Regions from separate parts of the Homo sapiens genome. Here region 2 is linked to region 1. Evidence: chromatin contacts called from ENCODE Hi-C or POLR2A ChIA-PET data. All regions are on one chromosome and are shown on one strand. The core of a region is the stretch at or near the end of the contact, and the rest is flanking DNA. Distances in the headings are between cores, read along the strand shown.

Region 1 (5,505 bases), core at 175-2,674:
ATGGTAAGGCAAGGTCTGGGATGCCAAAAACCTGGTTTCTAGTACCAGCTCTGCCACTTGATGATGATGATGATGATGATGATAGCAATATACTAAGAGTTACTATGTACTGACTAATTACATGCATTGTGCCTGCACTGTGCCAAACATTTTATAGTCAATTATCTCATTTTGACTTTATCACAACCTTCTGAGGTAGGCAGTGTTAATCTCATCTTACAGATGAAGAAACTGGAGCTCAGAGAGGTTCCGTAATGTGCCGAAAATCACACAGGTAGTAAATGATAGGGCTAGGAGTCAAAACCTGGTCTGACTACTCCAAAGTCTGGTGTTCTTGACCACCAACTATGCCAGATGTCTGATCTTGGGCAAGTCACTCCTCTTTTTTTTAGGTCTGTAAAATGAAAGGGTTATACCAGATGATATCTGCAGACCCTGCCACATCTGATATTTTGTCGTCTATTCTGATCCCCGCTCAGATCCAACTGATGGGAACTGCCTCAATGAGGGGATAGGGAAGTGATAATAATTCAACGCTTTCATCTTCATAGATAGGGTTTCTTTTTTCAGGAGAGGAGGAAGAGATCGAAATATTCACACTCCTATCTGTATCCTGCGACTGCTCCCTCCAGATAGCCACTCCAGGACTGCCCCTGCCTGAATCCCGTCTCGCTCAGCCCTCACAGGCAGGGGCCTGATGTCCGCGGAAGGCGCTCCCGAAACGGCCTAAGACTTACGGGGGGAAGGGGACGGGCAGGGAACGGGCAGAAGTCCCTCGGCTGGCCCAGGGGCCCGCCGCAGGCAGCCTGGGAGGGGGACTGCGGTTGCCCCACTCGCCAATCCTGCTTTCCTGCGGCTGAGCTCCAGCCTCCCACCCCTCAAGCCAGTCACTTAACCTCTCCGCTCCTGTTCCCCCGTCTATAAACTGGGATCGGAATTTCTGCTTCAGGGGGCTGCAGCGATTAAGTGAGATAAATATTTGGAAAGTATCTGGTCCGCTCAATACCGCGCTCATCTTCGCGCAGCGGGGGAAAGCCAGAGGGCTAGAAAGCCCCCAACCCGCGGCAGGAGACGGGCGGACACTGGTCCGGGCCAAAGAGCCCAGAGTTCAGCCGCTAGGACCCCGCAGGCGCCCACTGCGCGGGGCTGATCGAGCGCGCCGAGGGCTCCGGGGCCGAGGCCGAATCACCTCAGCCGCCGCTTCCCGCCGGCGGGCGTCTCCGGGCCCCAGCCGAAGCTTTCCGGGCTCCTCACCTCTGACTCCCGCCGCTGGCTTCGGAACGCTTCGCGGCCCTTGGGCGCCGCCTGCTTCCCTTTGCCGCCGCCGTTGCCATTGCCATTTGCGGGCGGGCCCCCGGTCCCAGGCGCGGCGGGGTCCTCCATGCTGCTGGTCAGCGGCTCCCCTCAGGGTTCAGCTCGCTTTGCCGGAGGCGACCCTACCGCCGCGCGCCGGGAGCCAGGCCCCGCCCCCTCCACCTCTATTGGTTACGGCAGCTCGCCGCAACCCCGCCCCGCGAGGCGATTGGCTGCTCGACCGGCCGGAGCGGGACTCGAGGAGGTGGGGGCTCAATGAAGAGATTTTTGAGGGGATCTTTTTAGTCCTGCGGCATTGCTGGCGGACGGAGACTCCTAGGTTAGCTACAGGCTCCACACCTCGCGAAAGCTGGGCCTTGAGATCAGGCGGGTTATCTCTGTGCTCCTCACTCGGTGTCTCTCAGCTCTCACCCCCGTCCCTGTAGCGACCTTTTCCGGAGCTCTAGTCTCCGCCTACTGCTCCACAGCAGTCTCCGTTTCCCTGTTACCACCGACCCGGCCCCCCATATCCCGGCTCCTGCACACGTCCCATATCCCGCTTAGTCTCAGGGGAGGGATGGCACCGCCAGGTGGCCAGGGACATCGCCCGAAACGAGGGACTCGCTGTCTCTGGAAGCTGAGAATTCTCAGCGTTTTTCTGAAGAGAACGCATCTCGCCCGGAGCTAGGGCTTGGCTGGGAGACTGGAGGTCTAAGGGTGGGATGGGGGAGTTTTTCCATCACTGAAATTGGTGGTGCCCTCGAGGGCTGCTCCTGTCATCTGCCCTTCTCTGCTGTAGGGGGCCTCTTCCTCATGGTGTGTAAATGTTGAGGGTAGAGCAAGCCCCCACCCTCACCTGCTCGCCAGTCCTTTCTTTCCTTCCTCTCTCTTAGATGCTTCCTAAGGGCTCATTGTTACTGGGGGCAAAAGAGGCTGTTTGATCTGCCCTCTCCTGAATTTAAAAAGTAGCTTGTAGTAAATATTTAGACAGTCTGGCTTGGTAATAGAAGCCCCAAAGACGTAGGCTCAGGGGAACAGGTGGGACCAAATCGCTGTCCCCAGCCTGGTTGCTTTAGGAAGGGTCTGGGGGATTGTTGAACTGAGCTTGGTGCCAGGCACTGCAGTAAGCGCTTTCCAAATATCACATCATACCTCTCCCCGACAGGGTGTTTTTACGAATCCAATGTTACTGATGAAGAAACCGGCACTTGCAGATTCCTCCCTGCGGTTTCCAAGGTATCATATTCTATCTTGTCTCAGGGTCTTGCCTATGCTGTTCTCTGGAGGAGACTGTCTTCTGTTCTCCTGGTTGATTCCTTTTCTCTCATAAAGATTCTAGTTAGTTGTCACCTCCTCCTCCTCCACAAAGCTTTCCTTTTAGCCCTCAACTCATTCAGGTTGTGTTGGTGTCAAACCAGTTCTGCCTAGATCCAAAATCCTAACATTTTCCACGATATACCCAAAGCAAAGGGCCTAGAGGAATTACTCCACCTTCCCATACCTTAGGGACAACCCTGTCCCTTTCTTAACATCTCTCTCTCTCTCTCACTTTTCCCTTTGCCAGTTCATAGGCGACAGAACAAGGCAAGTTTGAGAGCACTCTTTGGAGCTTTTTGGGTTTTCTCACCCTGGTCCAATATCTCCTTACTGTACCTTCACATCTTCCTTTTCCTCTTCCAGTCCCACTCCTCTCCCCACCCACATATAGGCTCCTAGCGAGTAAGACCAAATTTAGCTCATTTTTGTATGCCCCTAATTTATGTACGTTTAACGCAGCGTTTCACAGTCTCTGTACTATTGACAATTGGGGCTGAATATTTATTGTAGGGGGCTGTCCTGTGCATCGTAGGATGCTTAGCAGAATACCTGGCCTCTCTTCACTAGATGCCAGTAGTATCCTCCCGCTAGTGCGACAACCAAAAATGTCTCGGGGCGGGGGGCTGGGTGTGGGGGGTGGGGAGTGTGGCGTTTACAGAACTGAATTGATATGAATTTCCAAGAAAGTCCCTGGCTCAAGGCCTGAACTACTTGACTTTGGATTTTTTTCAGGGTATAATTTGTTAAACTCTTAAAAATTTACACCCTGCTTTAAAGTTCACAACCCACGCCTTGCTCATCACTGCTTCAGTGTGGTAAACCTGCCACAGCACAGCCCATTGGGATTTCTTAATAGAAAGAATTCATTATTCTATCTCTCTTCTTCCCAGTACTTCTCCTCCTAAGTAGTCAGAGCCCTAAGGTTAACAGGCCCAGAACTTCATATTCTTTTGTGAGCCTAATCAATCGGCAGGATCCCAACAGTGGTAGCAGACAGGAGTGGCCAGTTTTGATGCTTTATTCTTTTCCTGCCTATTCCTAGGGGAAAGGGCAGACTGATCTTGGGAGTAGGATAGAGGACAGCTTGCAAGTCCCCTCTGGTGGCTATCTAAAGCCACTTGCTAAGCCTAGAGGCTCCATCTGGCTTTAATTTCAGAGAAGGAATGTGTAAAACTGGTGCTATGAAGATTGCATAGAGTCAACACGAGGAGAGACCTCAATCCATGATCTTTTCCACATCTCAGCGAAATAGAATACCTTTACTAAGATCAGACACCTATGTGCTCACTATAGGCCCAGACGTTCAAAATTTCTAATAAGGAGGAAGATATCTGGAAACAACTGGAAGATGTAACAAGAAACCACAGAGTAACTGAAAACTTTGAAACTACAGGCCATGGAATTGGCACACATTCAATTTATTTTAGCTTATTTGTCAACAAAGGCATCATAGTCATCAATACCATTCACCACAGAGGCACCCATACCTGGGAGCTAGTCAAGGCTGGTCAAGTCTCTCCATCTTGCAGAGATGGCTCCAATGCTGTTATATTTGACGTTATTAAAAAACCTACATTACCAATTTCCCTTGTCCCAAAACTCAGGCTGCCAGCAGAGGGTTGGAGGTATAAATAGGTGTAGTTACAAGAATCACATATACCCTTTTCCCCATATAAGCACTCCACTTTAATCCACAGAGGTCAGATACTTGACTAAATGGATAGCACCTGGCACTGAGAAAGCTTAATAAGACGCAGTAAGTTTTAAAGTACCTGCTTTTTGAGGCTATCAGGCAGTTAGGATAATTTAGTAAAAAAAGGATAGAACACCCTCCTCTCTCCATAAAGGGCAGGTGTGGGTGTAATGATGCAACAGAGGTTGTAGGGCTCTAGATTGAGACAAGGAATGATGTGTATGCAGTCAGCAGTGCGTGCCAGGCTCTGTAAATAAGCAGCACTTTTTATATATCGCTTCATTAAATCCTTATCCTAGGAGATAAGCAGTATCCATTTCACAGGCAAGAAAATTGAGGCTGTGAGTGGTTATGTAATTTGACTAAGTTACATAACTTGTAAATGGCAGAGCTGGGATTCAAACCCAAGCTAGCCTGCTTTAAAGTTCAAGTTTTTTTGCACAATATTGTGAGGTGGAGAAACTTGTGCAGCAGTGGATAGCTTGGGCTTACCCTATGATTCTGAAATAAAGACCCAGGCACCCAAGGTTCCATCCTTCACAAATGAGGAGTCAAGCCCTACTGCAGGGGAGCAAATCCTTTGAGCTGACCGGCTTCATTGCTAGCTGCTGCATTCTCCTCCTCTTAACTGGAATGGCACTAATTTTGAGGATTACTGACTGCCCAGACGATTCTAGCCCTGTGTCCCTTAATCTAAATAATCAGAAGCCAAAGTGGCAGAAGATTCTGCTATGAAAAGAAAACATCTTGCATACAGGATGCAGAACTAGTTTAGGTAGTCAACTAAAGAAGGTGGCTATCAGAAAGCTACCCAAAGATGGTTACCCTACTGGCAGTTGAGAAAGAATAGGCAATTGGATTATCCTTTGGTTAAATCAGGCAACTTGATTTAGAGACAAATCTCTGCCTGATGCACTTCTTTCTTCCCTTTGGCTGGATATAATCAGGTCCTAGTTATCAAGGTCCTTTGGTCCCAAACTGGGGGATGCTGATTTCCTGCATTTTTCAACTAAAAGGGAGTCAGGGACCTAGAACTATGGTTTAGTTTCTCTGAGTTAAGCCTACAGTCCTCGACTCCCCAGGGTGGTGGTTCTGAGAAGACAGGTTCTTTACACACACAGCCAGGATGCGCGTGTATGCTGGCTGGTAGGAGGGGAACATGATATTTATTAACTAAGGTCAAACATGCCTATTGGTAACAT
Region 2 (6,174 bases), core at 2,312-4,811, 350 kb before region 1:
TCTCTGTGTTTCTCCTTCTTTCGAATCTCTGCATCCTCCGACCCCGCAGCCGGGAAGGAACCACTCCAGCCTCCCGTCCAAACAGAACCCTACAGGGCCCTACCTCGATCAGAGGAAAAACGCACAGAAGCACACGCATACGGTTTTCGAAAAATGTCGGGAAGTTCGTTGGGTTTCCAGTGACTTTGTTGACCCACGAGAATCTAGATGCTAGAGCAAAGGACCGAGGGCTAAGGGCTGGGCCAAGATCGAAAGACTCCCGCTTTGGCTTCCCCGGCACGTGGCCCTGGCGGAGGAAGCACCAGGGACACAGCGGCTGGGGCGGGCACCCGGCGGCAGTCGCGCGGACGAGGGTGCAGGGCGTGCTGAGGCCATCTCGCTGGGCCTGCAGTTTGCAGAGATCTCCGGGTCGCCAAGTACCCACGTGCTCACATGTGCATTTTCTTCATCCCCAGAGGTGCGAGTCATTCTGCCCATTTTGCAAATGGGAAACTGAGGCTTAGAGAGGTGAAGTGAATCCCTCGAGATCGAGATCACAGAGGGACTGGAGCAGGGGAGGACTGGAACTCTGGGTTCCTCTCACTGGGGTTATACTAGTTATGCCATGGGGCCAGGGTTAGCAGGAGAACCTCACCATTCGGAGAGGGGCCAATGGCAGAACCACGGCCGCATCAGTGGGTCTGCGTGAGGGGCTTGTATCCCGGGCACCTTTCCCCCTAGTCCTGCCGCCGGAGGAATGGGAAGGGAGGGGAAGACCGATGGTTACTTCTTTGCCCAAGGTCTTCAGCACGAGTGGGATTGTCATGGAGCTGGCGAAGGGAGCCGTGTGGGGTAGGGACTAGGAGGGAGCAAGCCAGAGGGACAAGCCGCGACACCATTAAAAAGGACGGAGCGCAAGGCGCCGAGTCTCCTAGGTGGGGGCAGCAAGGAAGACAGCGGGTCTTTCCTAAACCTGGCCAAGCGTCGAGGAACCCAAAACTACCCGTCCCGGGGCGCACGACTCCGGGCAGCGTGGGACGCCTGTGGCGAGGCGGAAGGGATCTCTCCAGCGAGAGGGAATGGGGCAATTGCCAGACGGACATTGGATCTGCAGAAGGAGGGGGTAGGATACACGCGGGCTTAGGATGCGCTGGACAGGCCAGCAAAGTGAGGACCCCAGGTCGTCCTGAGCCACCTCTTCCCCCGCCTGAGCCCTGAGCCGTAAGGGATCCAGGGTATCAGGTCCCCGGGGGCCGCCCCCTCACCGTCCGAGTCCAGCTCCGGTTACCTGCCTGGCCTGCTCCTTAAAATATGTATGAGGCCCTTGCGGGTGCAGTTTCGCGGCCCCTCCCGGAGTGGGGCTGGGGGACTCAGGGTGCGAGGGGAGCTGAGGGGGGAGGAAGCGACGCGAGCTCCCCGGCCGGGGCCTTCTCGACTTTCAGCAGCGCATTTAAGAAAAGGTGGAAATCGGATCTGTCTCGGCGGCGCCCCAGCCCCGCCCGCTCCGACGGCCGGACCTCGCGGCCCAGCGGCTAGCTTTCTGCTGCGCGGTGTCTGGTTCTCGACAGCAGGTGAATGGGCCAGGGCGGGGCGCCCGGAGCGCGGGGGGCGGGGCGCGCGTTATAAAGGGGAGCAGCAGGCCGCGGGGGCCACTCGCAGTCCGCAAGGCCTGCGCTTCCCGCTTTGCGGTCCTGGGCACACCCGGCCCGGGTTGCCCAGCATCGCATGGGTCTGAGGACCAGGTAGGGCGCGGGTGCAGAGACAGCCAGGGAGGCTCGAGGCGACCTAGATGGGCGGGGGAATGCTAGTAGGACGGGGAGGGGTTAATGTGGAGCTATCACCCCCTTTTGGCCCGTTGGGCTCTGTGACGTGCTCATTATCTCCGCTGTCCGGGTTCTCGCTCACCGTGCCCATCCCTGGCTGCATGGGGAGAGGGGCCCCGAGGCCCTGAGACTCGTCCAGTTATCCACCTGGGGTGGGAATCTTGCTTCCCGATCCATCTGGCTGCGACATCTACGGCTTCAGCAGGCCCTGCCCGGGAGTCGGGCATATTGAAGGGTTCGTATCCTTGCCGTCACCCTTGGCCCCTCCCGGCTCGGCAGGAGCTGGGGGTGGGGAAACTATAGATTTCCCGGGCCCCGCTTCCACTGCCTCACCCCCTTCTTTTGCTCGAGCCCAAGACAAGGTGTTAACGGTCTTCAAGTGCAAGGGTTAGGTTTGGTGGGAGCATAGGCTAAGCACCACCCTCATTTTACAGGGGCTTCTAGGGTGCCAGATCTGCGGGGGTCGATTGGGAAGAACTAGAAGCTAAAAAGGAGAAGGGCGGATTAACGTTTTATTTTAATCTGGTTTTGAGCTGCCGTTGCCGTCTGGGGCGGCCGGGCGGGGCGGAGCTGGGACTGCCAAGGGCAGCCAAAGCAGCAGGGAGGGAGGGGGCGCTCCGGTGCTCAGGATGCTGGGGAAGAAGGAAGAGGCCACCCCAACGCTGACAGCTTGGAGGACCTAGCCCCTGCCCCCCGGTCCCTTCTGAATGCTCCGGGTGGTGTCAGACCAAAGGACGGTTGAGAAGGATCTAATCCGCGTCCGCGCCCCAGCCCCGGCTGGCCCCGCCCCCTCCCGAGGGAGCCACTGTCGCAGTGGGGGGAGGGGGAGATGGGAACGGGTCTGGGGGGCGGCTCCCCTCCCCCTCCCTCTCTTGGGACAGACAGCCTTTGTTCCCGGCGGCGGCGGCAGCGGTGGCCAGACACCTGTGAGGCCGCAGAACTGGCCGAGGGTGGGCGTGTGAGGACATGGAGGCCCCTTGTCCCCATTCCAGCCCTGCGCCCCTGGGTCCGGGTGCGCCCCCTGAGACAGGTCAGCCTTGAGCACCTTTCTGCGGGGAGACTGCAGAGATCGTCCAGTGGCCCTACGGTGCGCCCCAGCTCCCAACGCACTTCCCCTCCCCCCTCCCAGGGTCGGATTTCCAAGCACGCCACGCCACACACACCTCGGCTAGCTCCGGGCTCAGAGGGCGCTGGGGTGGCAGGGCGTCCGGGCGCACCTCGGCTAGCGGCACCCTAGCCCGAGGGCAGGAGGCGGGGATAGAAGGCGGGCGACGGGACCCCTTGGGGCCAGACCCGGCCGGGTTGGGCAAGCAGGCGGGGCTCCCGGCGTCTCCGCAGTCCCGGACGGGCGTGCCCTGCGCCGCGCACCAACCGGAGCCACATTCAAGGTGAATCATCCCCGGCCCGCCCCCTGCCCCTCCCCGCCTCGCGGCACCTGAGCCAATGGCGCTGCGCGAGGGGCGGGCGGGGCCCGGGGCGGGGGGCGGTAAAACCCTCCTGGAGTCATTCTCTGTGCACTCCGTCGAGCCCCCGCGCAGCCGTGCCGGAGCCGCAGGGCCTCCGTCCAGCCGCGCGGTCCGGGCAGCCCGCGCCCCCTGTTCTTCCGGTCCTCGGGCCCAGGTACCCCTCTGGACCTCCCCCGCCTGCAGCGCGGAGGCGGCTCCTCTTCAGGTGGCCGGGCCGGGGCCTTCCCCGGCAGACCTGTCACCCGACACCCAGGAAGCGCGCGGCCGGGTCCCGGCTCCCCTTTGTTCCCCCGCTGGGCTCGGCGCTCCGGCGCCGCCCCCTCTCGCGGGGCAGCGGAGGTTTGGGCCCGGGCCGGGCGCGCTTCAAGCTCCGTCCATGCGGCTCTTTCCAAACCGGGGCCGTTTTTGCCTGGCTTCTCTGGTGTGGACTCCGCGCGGAGCTGAGAGGCGGCTGTGCGCCCAGCCTGGAGCCGGCGCAGGTGAGTGTCTGGGGCCGGGAGCGGGGGGGCGGGCCGGGCGGAGCCAGAGCGGGGCTCAGTAGAGGAGGCGGAGGCGGGCGCCCGGGACCGGCCGCACTAGAACCCGGGTGCAGGGCAGAAGTCCCGGCGCAGCTGGCTTTCGGGGATGACGCGGCAGTGCCTACTCGCTCTTCCGCGCCTTCAGGCGGAGGCGCCCACGGGGCGCCTGGGTCCCGGGTCCGCCAGTGGCGTCTGCCCAGCGCCCAGCGCTGTTCCCGGGCGGGGGCGGGGGCGGGAGCGGCTGCGGTCCGAGTGCGGCCGGTGCTTGCGAGGTGCCTACCCGCGAGGAGTTTGGCTGGGGTCGGGCTGCGTTTCGCCGCCCTGGTGGGCTCAGGCGGAAGCGCCAGGCTGGGAGGGGGCTGCGGAGAGCGCCGGGGCCCCGGAGCTGGCCCCTCCAGCGTCTTGTCAGGGCTGCGCGGCTGGTTCGAGGCTGCTTCCGTGGCCCGGAGCCGCCCCGCCCAGTCTCTGGGGGAAAGCGGCTCTCAGACCTCCCGTGTGCCTCCACTTCGCGGCCACTCATCCCGGGAACCCCGGCGCACGCGAATGAGACACCGTTCCCCGCCCTCAACTGCCCCATTCCTGTTAATAGCGCTAGTGGCACCCAGGTTCCCAGCCCTTCCCCAAGATCGGCGGCTGGACGGCTTGCCTCTGGCGCCTCACCGGTCAGCGCATCCCAGGACTATGGGCAGTGAGGGTGTCACCCGGGGTCAGGGGTCGCCCGATTCCACGGTGTCCTCCAGGCTGAGCCATTCGTTTGCTCTTCCAACCCGGGCTCCCGGACACCGTGTACAGTAATACCCGCCGGGGGCAGGGGCACTGAGGCCGGCTCTGAGCGATTAGGGCCGAGGGCGGGCGGTGCCGTAATCGACCTCCCCACCCCCACAGGCAAGGTGCGGCGGCGCCTCCCAGGTTTGCGCCCGTCTTCGCAAAGCTCCTGAGGGCGAAAATCCTGCGAGCCAGGTGGCGGATTCTCGGGCCGGGTCACTCAGCTCTACGGGTGCGCATCACCCTCTACCTGTCACCCAGTGAGCCCGACCGATGGGCACCGAGTCGGCGGATCTCTGATCCGAGGCCGAGCCTTCGGAGAAATCTGTCCTAGTGGCCTCATCGTGGCCTGAGCGAACGCAAAGGAACCTGCCCCAAGCCCAGCTCTCAGCCTCGACCCCCACATTCCCCGCGCGGCTCTCGGTTCGGACCTGGGCTCGGAGCGGCAGCCTCCACCACTGCTCGTTTCTTTACCGCTCAAGGCCGCCCCTTCATGCTCCTGCGGGGGAGTTAGCGGGACCTCTGGAGTCGGCCTTACGCAAAGAAGAGAAAATTCTAGGATGCCGGCCTCACTTGTGAGGATTTCGTTTATTCTTTTTCTCCTACCGGGGCCCAGTGGCTCTTGGAGTGAGCTCCGCACCCCAGACACCTGAGTATTTATTTAATGGGTCGGTGGCGGCCTGGGCTTCGGGGAAAGGAGCTCTGGGCCCCTCTCCCAGCACCTCATGGGGACACAGGATGACAGGCGCAGCGTCCAGGGCATGCCCGTTCAAGGGCCCCAGCAGCCTCTAGCCCCTGGGACCTCAGGGGCATTTGATAGAGACTGGAGGGATCAGGACCAGACCGGTTGTGGGTGGCGCGGCTGGGACCCTGGACTCCAGATTCGTTGTGTAGAGGTGGAGAGGAGAGCCAGGAGTCGAGCGGTAGGCTATGTGCTGTCTAAGGACCCCGGAGTACCCATAGCCCAGAGTCCTGCAACACTCACCTCTAACACTGGAAGGGGTTGGGGGCCTGCCCTTTGCATTGGGCACCAGTGCCCAGGAAGGGACACCCCTAGGGGAAAGGGGACTCGAGTTTTAAGAAGGCCCAAGTAGAGTTCAGGAGGGTGGGGCTGAGAGCGACCGAAGGTGGGAGGGGGCGCTTTGTGGAGACCTCCTAGGATGTGTAGGACCCCCACACACCCTGTGAGTCCCTGGCTGCCCAGCCTGGCCTGCAAGTTGCATCTCTTTTGGTCCTCTTCCATTGCCAGGCGCTGACGCCCAGCGGGTGTGGGAGACCTTGTCTTCATCTTCCCACTCCAGAAGCGGATTTCTGTGCCTTTGATCTCAAGGTCAGGGCTGTGTCCTGCAGGGAGGGCAGAAGAGGCTGCTATCCTGACCTGCGCCAAGCCATAGGCCTCTGTTTTCCCTTTTGAGATTCCGAGTGGGGATTCTGCTGCTGATGTCGGAGAGCTCCTCTTACCCGCTTTTCGAGAGAGCTGGGAGACCTTGCTTCCCTAGGGCCCAGGCCCCAGCCTCCCTCCACCAGGATGGAGAGGCCCCAGCGGGCGTGGCACCCCCCAGGCACTGCGGCACTTGGGCTTCCTGTCGCATTTGGGTTAGGAGGGGTGAGGCAGGCGCAGGG

The links. Hi-C counts contacts between places; a loop is a spot of excess contacts on that map. ChIA-PET counts read pairs that join two places held with the same protein, here RNA polymerase II (POLR2A). Pooled maps may share reads with other maps.
Region 2: a loop to region 1 is called in a pooled map, with 5 times the contacts of the local background. The contact joins the enhancer-like site here to the promoter of STRIP2 in region 1. A Hi-C loop is called at or near these places in 1 of 37 single-sample maps with no recorded cell type and 9 of 50 pooled maps. POLR2A ChIA-PET finds 5 or more read pairs at or near these places in 1 of 52 experiments (WTC11).

The regions. Positions count from the first base shown.
Region 1 is chr7:129,430,351-129,435,855 of GRCh38, reverse strand. It overlaps STRIP2 (striatin interacting protein 2), which reads right to left and starts at 1,424. Exons shown (of 21, transcript NM_020704.3): 1 at 1,255-1,424. The coding sequence starts at 1,383. RefSeq lists a silencer at 1,065-1,544.
Region 2 is chr7:129,777,363-129,783,536 of GRCh38, reverse strand. No RefSeq gene overlaps it. Among named protein-coding and RNA genes, the nearest start is that of MIR183, 5.4 kb to the right of the region's middle. RefSeq lists enhancers at 1-676, 677-1,522, 2,369-3,214, 5,753-6,174 and silencers at 2,835-3,634, 3,695-3,774, 3,925-4,054. Within about 2 kb of position 3,561, at least 14 of the 41 ENCODE cell types and tissues checked have a DNase peak (open chromatin) inside an H3K27ac peak, as active enhancers do.